2 separate regions of the Homo sapiens genome follow, and region 2 is linked to region 1. A link is a contact called in ENCODE Hi-C or POLR2A ChIA-PET data. All regions are on one chromosome and are shown on one strand. The core of a region is the stretch at or near the end of the contact, and the rest is flanking DNA. Distances in the headings are between cores, read along the strand shown. Region 1 overlaps SYTL2 (synaptotagmin like 2). Region 2 overlaps SYTL2 (synaptotagmin like 2).

The links. Hi-C counts contacts between places; a loop is a spot of excess contacts on that map. ChIA-PET counts read pairs that join two places held with the same protein, here RNA polymerase II (POLR2A). Pooled maps may share reads with other maps.
Region 2: a map of natural killer cell shows a loop between it and region 1 (2.9-fold over the local background). The contact joins two enhancer-like sites. A Hi-C loop is called at or near these places in 10 of 168 maps with a recorded cell type or tissue (CD4-positive, alpha-beta T cell, CD4-positive, alpha-beta memory T cell, CD8-positive, alpha-beta T cell and 4 more), 2 of 37 single-sample maps with no recorded cell type and 11 of 50 pooled maps. POLR2A ChIA-PET finds 5 or more read pairs at or near these places in 10 of 52 experiments (CD4-positive, alpha-beta T cell, OCI-LY7, PC-9 and 6 more).

What each region holds. Positions count from the first base shown.
Region 1 is chr11:85,696,997-85,703,430 of GRCh38, reverse strand. SYTL2 (synaptotagmin like 2) reads left to right here. Exons shown (of 20, transcript NM_206927.4): 17 at 2,838-2,916; 18 at 5,353-5,452. Among named protein-coding and RNA genes, the nearest start is that of CCDC89, 14 kb to the right of the region's middle. Within about 2 kb of position 2,955, at least 2 of the 41 ENCODE cell types and tissues checked have a DNase peak (open chromatin) inside an H3K27ac peak, as active enhancers do; they include CD8-positive, alpha-beta T cell and natural killer cell, where a contact is called at or near this core.
Region 2 is chr11:85,748,359-85,754,416 of GRCh38, reverse strand. It overlaps SYTL2 (synaptotagmin like 2), which reads left to right. Exons shown (of 20, transcript NM_206927.4): 3 at 5,994-6,058. Among named protein-coding and RNA genes, the nearest start is that of SYTL2, 60 kb to the left of the region's middle. Within about 2 kb of position 3,661, at least 2 of the 41 ENCODE cell types and tissues checked have a DNase peak (open chromatin) inside an H3K27ac peak, as active enhancers do; they include CD8-positive, alpha-beta T cell and natural killer cell, where a contact is called at or near this core.

The DNA of each region.
Region 1 (6,434 bases), core at 1,706-4,205:
GTCTTATTTTTGCTCCTTTGAAGGTTATGTGTTCTTTTCCAGATTTTAGGATACTTTTCTTTGTCTTTGATTTTTAGCAATTGTACTATAATGAGCCTAGGTGTAGTTTTCTTTAATTTATCCTGAGGTTTGGGGTTCAGTGAGCTGCTTGAATCTATCTATGTTTTGGTATCTTTCATCACTTTGAAAATTTCTCAGCAACTATTTCTTCAAATATTACTTTTGCCCCACTATTTTCTCCTCTCCTTCTGGAAACTCCAATTACAAGTATGTTATACCTTTTTATTCTGTCCAACATGTCTCTTATGGTCTTTTCTGTATACTTTTTTTCTTATATTTCAGTCCATGTTTTGCTAACCTTTTCACAATTCAACAATTTTATCTGCTATGTCTATTCTGTTGTTAAAACCATCTACAATTTAAGCCAATCTATAATATAAAGCTTATATTTTCGAAAGCATATTTTCTTTTGACTATTTTGATTCCATTTCTCTCCTAAAATTCTCTATCTTAACATTGTCTTTAAAAATATAGCATGCAAAGTTATTTAATGTATGTACTTAAAAATTCCAGTATCTTAAACATTTGTGAGTCCTGCTTATCTATTTTTTAAAATCTTAGTTTGGACACTTAGTTCTTTGTCTTGGTATGCCCGTTCATTTTTTGATCATATGTGGGGTATTGCATATGAGAACGTTCTAGGAATAATTGGGGAGGATTTACTTTTGCTTCTGATACAGCAGGCACAGACCACCTTCATTTAATCTGGGAATAAACTGACTTTGAAGCACAAGCCCAGTTTTCATGTGATCTGGTCTAGTTTTTGTTTGCTTATATTCCTAGGCTAAGGCCCTTCAGAGGTTCCAACTGAAAGCCATGGGAAATAGTTCTCAAAATCAGCATGCATCTGATTCACCTGAAGGACTTATTAAATCACAGATTCTGGGGCTGGGTGCGGTGGCTCTCAGCTTTAATCCCAGCACTTTGGGAGGCTGAGGTGTGGATTGCTTGAGTCCAGGAGTTGGATGGAGACAAGCCTGAGGAACGTGGCAAAACCCTGCCTTTGCAAAGAAATTAACCAGGCTTGGTGGCATGCACCTATAGCCCCAGCTACTCAAGAGGCTGAAATGGGAGGATCACTTGAACCCAGGAGGTGGTGGTTGCAATGAACTGAGATCACGCCATTGCACTCCAGTGTGGGCAACAAAGCGAGACCCTGTCTCAAAAAAAAAAAAAAAATAGACCCACTAGATTCTGAGCCCTATTCCCAAGGTTTACGGGCCCAAGAATATACATTTTTAACAGGTTCCCTGTCAATGCAGCTGACCTAGAAACGGTACTTTGAAAACCACTGGTCTAGAGTGTTTTTCCAGTGCCATTCCTTCTTGACAGGCCGTGGGCTCCAAGTTTTGTCTCCCCAGCCTCATGAAACTGCTAAAAGTCCTGCTTACCTTTTCAGTCTCATTCTGTTAGGCTTTTTATGTGCTCAGTTTGGCACTACTTAAATGTCTCAAAGTGAAAAGCAGAGAAGAATGTCAGACTCTAAGATCTTGTTCATTTGAGTCCTGTCTGTGTTAATAATTCTTTAGCACTTTCAAACTGATATTTAAAATCCCACCTTTTAAATTGTTATTAGTTTAGGGGTTGATGTGATCCAAGCTAGTCCATCATAGTAGGAAGTGATAAATATAAATAACTAATACAAACCATAACTTAGTGTCTACACAACAGTGGAACTGTTTTAGTTCCACTAAAGAAATGGTTCTCAAATGTTATATCAAAATCACTTGAAGCACTTATTTCTAGCCCTACCCAAGACCTGAACTCCTCAGAAGATATCAAAAGCATCTCATTTTTAACTGGCTACCATTACGTTTCTGATACATACCCATATTTTGAAAATAAAGCTCTAAAGAGCCAGAATTTGAAAGTAAAAAACTATCTTATGCAGGTTTCTTATACAGGTTTAGCATCCCTAATTCAAAAATTTCAAATCCATAATGCTCCAAAATCTGAAACTTTTTGAGTGCCGATATGATGCCGTAAGTGGAAAATTCCACACCTGCTTCATGTGATGGGTTGCATAAAGTTATTAAAAATGTTATATAAAATTACCTTCAGGCTATGTGTAGAAGATGTATATGAAACATAAATGAATTTTGTGTTTAGACTTGGGTCCCATCCCTAAGATATCTCATTACGTATATGCAAATATTACGAATTTCAAAAAACAAATCCGAAATCTGAAACTTTTCTGATCCCAAGCATTTCAGATAAGGAATATTCAACGTGTACTTGAAAATAACAGATAGAAGTTTAAAAAATTATTGTTCAGTCTTTGTTATACTTACAGACTTCTATGCATTTGGCCTAAAATAATCAGATTAGTGCAGCTTTGAAAATGTAAGATATGGCCTTTCCCCCCTTACTTTCACACACTATCTCATACTCCTTCAAATAAAGGGAATACAAATAAATTGTTTTATATGCTGGCTGAATAGCTAACAAAATATTTGTGTTTTGATCAAAATTAAAGCATTCAAAGAAACCTCTCCCATCTCCAAGAAAGCCATTCTGGTTTCTTCACCATCTTTGAGACTAAAGGCCTTGAAATATTTTCTGGGTATCCTGCAAGATTTTTCAAGATATACAACCTAGTTTTCCCAGGTATTAAGGCAACAGTCTAGTTCTGATGCAGAGAGAAATTTTAATCCAGAGCACTCATGAGTGACACATGGTCCCAGAAATGGGACAGATATGGTTCTGTAATGAGACCTATACCAACAAACAGGATGAAAAGTTTGTCTCCCACCTGCTGACATTTCTTCACTTTTCAGACAGCACCAGTTGCCCTTGAAGCAGAAAACAGAGGTGAAATGAAACTAGCTCTCCAGTATGTCCCAGAGCCAGTCCCTGGTATGTAATGACTTTCTATTCAGATTTATGTCCTTTCCTTATCCCTCCCTTCTCACAGTATTTACTATGCGTTTTCAAAGGTGAGGCCCTAAAGAAACTTATCAAGTTAGTAACGTATAGACCAAATGAGTCTATTCACAGTTGTAAATAAGAAAATTCTTTTTTTGTTATTGTGGCAAAAAAAAAAAAAAAAGAAAACATAAAATCTACCATCTTCACCATTTTTAACTGTACAGCTTAGTAGTGCTAAGTATATTCACACTGTTGGGAAACAGATCTCCAGAACCTTTTCATCTTGCAAATCTGAACCTGTTTATCTATTAACCAACAATTTCCTTTTCCTCTACTACCAGCTTCTGGTAATCATCATTTTACTTTCTGTTTCTATAAGAAAGTTCTCATTTTTTTTTTTAGTTTAGTTTATAGTCATTAGGTTTCACCTCACTCTCCAAAAATTTGTATCTGCACAATGTGAATGGCCTGTATTCAGAATTTGTGTATTCCTGTGTTTGGAATTTGGACTTATTGATAGTGCTATAAGAATAGAACCTGAGTGTTCTTTTTCACAGGTGGGAATTAAGAGGACTCCAGAGAACTTAAAGCTCATTCACCCTCCACTCTCAGGGTCTCATTAAGAGATAAAGCTTTTCCCTCAAGATTATTAATTGCCTCCTTGTCAGGTCTTCAGCCCAGTTAAGGAGCAAGAGACTAGCAGGAAATGAATGCCAGCCAGCTCCTTGCTCCATTTCCCAAGCAAGTTCCCCAAGTTAGTCTCTTTAAGAATCTGTATGAATGTTATGGCTGAAATCAGAGGTTGTAAACTCAAATGCTTTCAGTAACCAGGCAGTGAAGCTAGTGAGATGGAAGAAATAATTGATGGTGAGGATAGTGACTGAACTAAAGAAAAGCATTCTGATGTAGTTTATACCGCCCCCCGCCCCCCAAAAAAGAAAGAATTAGAGGGCAAGTAAAGCATATTTTCAGGCTGGATTGCTGTCAGACTGCCACCTTTGAACTTCTGGATTTTCCTAAAAGGTAGATTCTTTTGCATATAATTTGTATCCTATCATTTAAAGTCAACATTCATAGAAATCCCATTTCCCTTTTTCCTTCTATCACTTGGTAGTAGAGGGCAGGGGTATTGTGTGTTGTGATGGGTGCCACCATGTCTGAATTTTTGTCCACGTAGTTTTTCTTCTTTGAAATGGCTTCCTCTTCTCCTCAACCTACCAAAGTCTTAGATGAAGCCCCATCTCCTCCATAAAGCTTTCCCTAACTATATTAGATCTCACTGATCATATCATCTTCTAGAACATTACAGTAATAACTTGGAGTTTCACTGTATATTACATTTTTATCATTTTATTTGAATTATTCTCTCCAACATAACTATAAACATTTCCCAAGGGCATAGATTATTTCATGTATTCTCTGTATATCTAATGATGTTCCTAGCATAGCATAGAGATGAGCTTATGATAGATCCTCACTAAGTACTGTTTGGTTGACTGATTGAGCTAACCCATTCAGAAAAATCTGGTGGCATTCCTCTGTTCGTATGAACCCAGCCTAGACAACAATTTCAGACTAAGCCAACTTCTTAGTAACTATCTGCCCATAATATTAACTATTACGTATGTACATACAGTATCCCTATAAAATGTTTAACCACTCTTGACTGGGGGTGGTGGCTCACGCCTGTAATCCCAACACTTTAGGAGGCTGAGGCTGGTGGATCCCTTGAGCTTAAGAGTTCAAGACAAGCCTGGGCAACATGACGAAACTCTGTCTCTACAAAAATTTAAAAATTAGCCAAGTGTGGTGGCACATGCCTGTAGTTGCAGCTCCTCTGGGAGGGCTGAGGTAGGAGGATCACTTGAGCCCAGGAGGTTGAGGCTGCAGTGAGCCATGATTGTGCCACTGAACTCCAACCTGGGTGACAGAGTGAGACCCTGTCTCAAAAAAAAAAGTATAACTACTCTTAAAAATGACTATACCTTAGCCAATACCTGTTTTGGTTACTTTATACCCAAATATGTTTTAAATGTCTTCCACTAGCACCAACTGATACTGGTATTAATGTTTGCAAGGTATATGCATTTCATTGAAATGTTTTGAATATAACTGTAAATGGATGATTCACATTCCTGGTGTTTGATTTTGTTGAATCAAGCAAAACCCCAAATGAATGATGTGCTAATGATGTAATACTTGGTACTTAAAGCCAATATGAATTATTTTTATAGAGCTATCGAGTTCAGTAAAACCAGATTATGAAGACTTAGTTAAGACTGTATAGATTTAATCAGTTCAGATGATATCATCAAATACTAGCTAGTATCTCCATGCCAGAACATTTTTAGGCTGACATCTTTGGACGCAGTATTGCCAAGGGAGAACTGGCAGTGAAAATTTTCTCTTCTTTTTCTATTGTAGGTAAAAAGCTTCCTACAACTGGAGAAGTGCACATCTGGGTGAAGGAATGCCTTGATCTACCACTGCTAAGGGGAAGTCATCTAAATTCTTTTGTTAAATGGTAATAGTATTGATGACTCTGTCTGCAACAGTTCTGTAGCCTGGTCTTTGCTGGTTAGTTTCGGTTCTCTATATCTGTAATACTGACTCATCATTCATAATTTAAATGAATTTACTTGGGATAATGGAGACATGAATTGGAGGAATCTATATCATGAACTCTCAAGGCTTCATTTGGCTTTAAAATCATAAAGTAAGAGGTCAAATGAAACTAGAGACCTCATACTCAATGTGTAATGTGTTCTAGGGAAAACATCTGTTGGTGAGGGCAATAATCAGTTCAAAAGAGTTTATTAAATTTCTAATGGTAAGATGTCACACCCCTTGACTCCTTTATGGAGCAGGGAGAATTCCTTCTCTCCTTTGTCCCACCTGTTTTGTGGCCTATTTGCAAACGGTCATTGTATGAGACTGCAGATATTTGGAAAATGATTTGCTAATCAACCCTTACTAAGAGCTTGAGACAGTTTGGGTTTTTAAGTGGCAAACTCTTCTCTCTGTTATACATATAAAGTGACTGGCATCTAGTAAATAATAACTAAACAGATATTAGTATGCTCTCCTAGTTTCTCTAATTTTATTTATATATAGTCTACCAGAAGACCAACTGTAGCTTTTTAAATATATGTGACATATATCTGGTACAGCGAGGTGTCTCACGCCTATAATTCCAGCACTTTGGGAGGCCAAGGCGGACGGATCACTGGAGCCCAGGAGTTCAAGACCAGCCTGGTCAACATAGCCAAACCCCTTCTCTATTAAATAAATAAATATATATGTGACATATATCTAAGTAGCATAGATGATATTATTTATGATTTTCCCTACACATTATCTTTATAGATGTCAGCTGGTAAGATTTTTTTGGCTCAAGTCAGCCTCATTCTAAGACCAAGTCAGTCAGTCACATTCTGAGACCATTCACAGACCTTCTTGCCTTGTGTTGCCACTTGTATTGTCTTATATTGCCACTTACAAGAGGC
Region 2 (6,058 bases), core at 2,412-4,911, 50 kb before region 1:
CAGGAGATTCTAGTTAGTAGACTGATTCCTTAGAAGGAAATTACTCCTAAAACTCTTAATTATTTAATGTAGTAGAAGTTAATTGAGCACCTATTAAGTACAAGGAACTGCTCTGGACAATGATATGAAGAGAATTCCAGGGTGATTGAAAACATGGCCCCAGCTCTCAAGGAATTTACTATCTAATGACCTTTATCCATTTAATGGATTATCAGTTGCAAATTTAAAATCTCAATTTTGTTTCCCTAACATGACTTTACAATGCCTCATTCCTCCTAGGTGTTATTTGGCTTAGAAACACATTATATAATTATATCAGCCCAATCAAAACATCATTAGAAAGGCCAATTTATTACTAAAATTCAGACTTTTCTTTTAAATACTAATGTTTTATAGACTTTGGAGTATAACTCTCCCGTAGCCAAGAGGACATCACTAATGGATACACCACTGTTGCCTGCAAGACCAGATATCACTTTAGAATCTTTTTCAGTATGGCGGTAGATGAGATCTGGCATTCAAATGGAAATGTTGCCATTCCTAATATGTCCAGTGCTTTGACTTGTTCACAGCCAAGCTCATTCAAGATACTTTGGAGATGATTTAGTTTATATGTCACTTCCCATCTTTTTTTTTTTTTTTTTTTTTTTAAAAAAGAGAGTTTCTCTCTGTGACCCAGGCTGGAGTGCAGTGAGGCAATCATAGCTCAGTGCAGCCTCCAACTCCTGGGCTCAAGTGATCCTCCTGTCTCCCAAGTAGCTAAAACCACATGTGTGTACTACCACATCCAGCTAATTAAAAAAAAAGGTTTTGTTACTTCCCATCTTGATTTCATGGATAGGAAAAGTGAGTGTTGCACAGAGACATATCCAGTTCCTAAATCACTTGGTCTGTTAATGGTAGAACATGGACTCGTACCCAAGGAAATAGTCACTGGGGTGTCTCTGGGGTACAGCTGAGACAATAACGGTTCCAGATCACTGTTGCTACCACACTGTCTTTTATGTTGCTCCACTACCTGTAGCCACAAGTACTGGACCCAGTTATTACCATGTATCGCTACACAGCCTGCTTCCCTAACTCCCATGTGGAGACATTTCACAGACCAGCAGTGAAGGAGACATCAGGGTGGATTCTTTCTCTCTCTTCCACCCCTATCCTGTGTCTTCTCTCCTGCTGCCCTGACCCACCTTTAAGGAAACATAACCATACATACACATATGTAATTTTAGTCTTTTATGGTTTGAAAATCACATACTCAAAAGGTGGCATTTCCTGTGCTTTGCGTCACACTGCCAGCAGGAAATTGCTGCTCATGTCTGTCTGTACACCACCACCAGCACTGCATCCCCCACCCCCATATACACACAACCACATCTACAGCGATGGGTGTTTTTGCAGTAGATACGATCTCAACCGCCACCACATCTTATGATTCTCAGCTGCCTCCTTAGACCTAGTTGTGTTTTTTTTTTTTTTTTTTTTTTTTTTTTTTTTTTAATGAAGGCAGTTGTCATTGAAGGACTAATTTCCAGGACCTCTCATGGTGTTTTTCTGTCAAAGCAAAGGGGAAAGGAACTAACATTTGTCAAGGGACTGTACATGGATCTTCACATAGATTTTCCTATTTCATCTTCAAAACAGTGTAGCTGAATCCACTTAACAGATGAGGAGATAGGGTTGAAGAGGGTAAGTGCCCCGCAGGATTGAAGCCTTGTTGATCCAACATCAAGGCCTGTGCACTTCCCTTACACTGTGCTGCCTCTCAGCAGACTGCAGAGATCTACGATGTGTCATGTAAAAGGTGGATATTTCTTGTTTTCTACTCTAAGGAAGGTTTGTAGTTTGTTTTCCACATGTTGGTTTTCAGATTCTTCATCAAAGATTGAGTTCCTTAGGAGAAAGAGTGAAGTGTGACAGCCATCTTAGAAACCGAAATCATGTTTGGCTCTCTGAGGCAGGATCGGGTAGTAGAAAGTGTGTTGGCTGGGAGTCAGACTGGCTTCTGCTGCCAGCTCTGTGTGACCTTGGGCAAGCCTCTTAACTTCTCTGGGCTTCTATCATTTTATCTAGAAAGTGAGGTCATTTGTAACTATCTAAGGTACCTTTCAGCTCTCACATTCAAAACAAACATCTGAGAGCACCTCCAAATCACACAGTCTAAACATCTTGCCCAGTATATTCTGGGCAAGATGAAAAAAGAAAGGCTGGAGAATAGACCAGTCAACCTATCTGGCCAGCAGCTGTCCACAGTTGACTAAATACTATGAACCAGGTCCTGCAGGTGATGTTCGAGCTTTGCCTAGTCCTGTTGAGTAGCTGGAAGCTGAGGTGTACATAAGTGAGCACAAGGAGAAAAGGGGTAGGCTGAGGGCAAATGTGTTGAATCCAGCCCAGAGGGCATTTCTGCTCTTCTGGCTTTCCTCTGTAAGTGCTCACACTCTTGGCATGAAAAGGAGTTGACATTGACAGTTAGGGCTGTAGATAGAATTTTTAATGTCCAATTTGAAGCAGATGGCTGGTATGGGAATTAATGAGTCAGTGAACAAATAGCCAGACAGGGTTTAGATATGGCTTTTAGCATACAGAAGAGGTAAAATGGCCATCTTTTGAAATGGATGAAATTCTTTGAACAGCATGGTGAAATTGTAAGGATGAAATGATAAGAGGCTTGTTAAGTGTCAGATGTGTGGTTCAGCACAAAGCAGATACTGTGTGCTAGCTGAAGGAATGGGAGAATGAACGAGAGAATGACCAGGACATCCCACCTGGGAGGCCAGCAGGCCAGTGTACTTTCTGGATTGAGTGCTCTTCTTCAGCCCTCACTTCTGCCCACCAGCCCACCGGTGTTTACTGAGCGTCTTCTCTCTACTTAACTCTCTGCTAAACATAACGTGTGTGTGTGGAGAGGATGGTAAAGGATAAATGTCAGTCCCAAGAAACTTACCCCTTTCTCTCTTCATCTAGATGGTACGATAATTAGAGAATCAAATGCTCATTTTGTTGATGTAATTAGAGTTCAGAAAAAAATGAGAGATGAACGTGGGCTGGAAAACGAGAAGATTTTAACAGCAGCACTAGATAGTGGGATTCTAAAAATGATCTACATCTTTACAAAACTTTGATGTTATACATATGGATTTATCTACGAAATAGTACAAGTGACTAAGATAGAAAAAGAAGTTGATTATTAAACCTAGTAGTGATAGTCATGTAAGGAAATATGTAAGTGGCACTTAACTACATTTGAAAGAATTTCCTGTTCTTTTGCCACTTTAAAACAAGTGAGCCAGAAACCCTTTCCTTACTATAATGGCTATCAGCCTTTGTAGGGACCATGTGTTTCAGGGAGTCGATGCAAAACCTGTGCTCATTGTGCATTGATCGTGGGCTTACAGACAGTCATTTAGGCAGGAACAGATCAAGGGTTGCACAAGAATCCCCACAAAGTGCATTTTAGTTGAAAAACAAAAATAAACAATCTTATGAAAAGAAATTGGGTGTTGTTCTGCTATAAGGGTTTGTGGCCTCCTTCAACAAGAATGCTGACCGACACCACATTTCATGATGTTTTTTCCTGTTCTGATGAGAGATGAGCATGTCCTGCTGCATCAGGAGGAGACACCATTCATTGTGATGGGGTCTGAGGTTCACTTAATCACAGCAGTGACAGGATCTTCTTGATCTCTTGCCTGACTCAGGATGGCTGCTGAGCGTTTATTTGTTCTTTGATTTATTCACTCAACAGACAGTTATTGGGTATCAGCTCTGTTCCAGGCTCCGTGCTAGGTGCTGGCATTACAAAGGTGGTTAAGACATAGTCCTCACTTTCAAGGAGTTTGCAAAGACCACAGGTTAGTGAGTACAACAGATGTGCAAACAGATCACTGGAATATGATATAGTAAGGACTGAAGTGGAGGTGCTGTGGGAGCAATGGAAAAGGAGAAACTGTAATAACTGTGCCCTCCTGAGTTAGGGAAAGCTTCCCAGTGAGGCAGTGTTTGAGCTGGATTTGAAGGATGAGGAGCAACGGGCTGGACAGAGAAGTGAGGGAAAGACATCCCATGAGACTTCACATTAACTGGCCTTGTACCAAGATCTAGGCAGTACTAAGTACTTTCAGTTAAACATCTCAATCATCTCAGAAGTCCTGGAGGGTAGGTCTTATTTTCCCTGATCCTTAAAAACAAGGAGACTAAAGCTTAGAGGAGTTTGGTAAACTGTCCAAGATCCCATCTAGGAAGGGTCAGAACTGAGATTTGGATGTAATTTGGGGAGCCTTGAAAACCCAGAGTCTTTCTGCCACAACTTCCTGCCTCTGTCATCTACAGAGGTCACAGAAGAGCACTGGAGAATTGTAAGAAGCTGAGCCTGCTGGCAAGTGGGGTATGGGCGTGAGTGCTGGAAAAATGAATCTGAAAAGGTAACCTGAAGCCTTTTTAGGTGGTCAGGAGCCTCATCTGATATTCCTCCACTCTGCAAGATCTGAATAAATACCCCGTATTTTCCAGACACTAAACAAAGATGTATTGAGTACAGACCCTGCCCCCAGGAACTCACCAGGGAGAAGTAGAAGAACTTCTCCATTCTGGAATTGAACTCAAACTTGGTCCTTTTGGGAGGAGAAGGCAAAGGTTCACCAACAGTCCAGCAGTTGTTTGCTCTGCTGAAAACAGTGTTGAAAGCAGTGTCAAACCATTAGGAACATTTAATAAAAACCATGATATCGTTGCTGACTGAGAACTATGAAGCAATGATGCTCTCCCTGTTAGGGTTTATAGATGGGGCTGTCATGACAAAGAGAGGAAGTTCCTGTAAGAGTTTACTCTGGGTGGAAGGACACTCTCCAGGCACGCTTGGGAGAGAGGAGACATTCTTGCTAGACCTGGGATAACTGCTCCCCCTCTTTTTCCCACTCCCAGGTATGCCTGTGTGCAACCCTTACATGCAGCGCTGCTACCACCTTGGCCCATTCACATTCTCTGCCTGAAGCACTTTGATTTGCTAATTGAGGAAGAGTGCATATTAGTTTGTATGACTATCTTAAAACCCTCTTGGATTTATGTTAGCACATTATCTTCCAAGAGTATAGTGTTCCCTTACAGCTTTTATTCCACTTTATTCTAAGTACATCTCTATAAACAAGAGAGATTTTGTGATTTTTTTATTTTACTGAGATGGATAGAGAGATGGAGAGGTTAAGACTTGTCAGTTAGAACAAAGTTTTTAGGGAAGTTTTAGGAGGGCAGACTATCTTGTTTGTTCTTTAGGTTTTAGCTTTTCAGTAAGCATGAATAATTGTGAAACTCTTAAATGCAGGATCTGCACAAATGGAACTTGCCTGTACACACTCCTCCTCAATTTTGGTCTTCCCTGATTCCAGCAGCCTTTTAAAGATGCCTTTCCCTAACAATAAGCATCAGAGACATCACTCCTCCTCCACAGGCTTCCAGGAAAGTCTCTAATAAACTCATATCACCCAAAATGGAAAGGACTGATGAGCTAATGACTACCCCATCCAGTGTTTATTAGGTGCCAGGGAGGTGCAGAGAGCTATTGAATGAATTCACTCGGTTAAACCTCAAAGAAACCCCAATTTTAAAGTCCAAAGGTTACTATTACTAATGCTTTTTTACGGATAAGGAAACCAAGGCTTAGGGAAGCCTACCGTATTATCCCTCCCTGGGGTATTTGCATTTGAACAGCAGACACTGAAGAATGCAGCCAAAAAGTGAATCTGCTCTTGAGAAATTTCAGGCATCATACGGGAATCGTGGATTAAACCTTTATTTGAAAAAATGTTGGCCTTGTCTTCTCTGACTTTTCAAAGGTGAACATACACTTGTTAGTCATCTGGGAAGTTTCTGGGATCATCTGAAATATTAAAGCTTCATTTTATCTGTGTGTTTACACATGTCTTTATGCGGTGTCATAATGAACTCATTTATTTACTGTGGGTTCTCAGCAAACTAAAGATCTTTTCCTTTTGTAGACATTTGCCTGAAAAAATTAAGGATGACCAGCAGCTGAAGAATATGAGTGGCCAATGGTTTTATG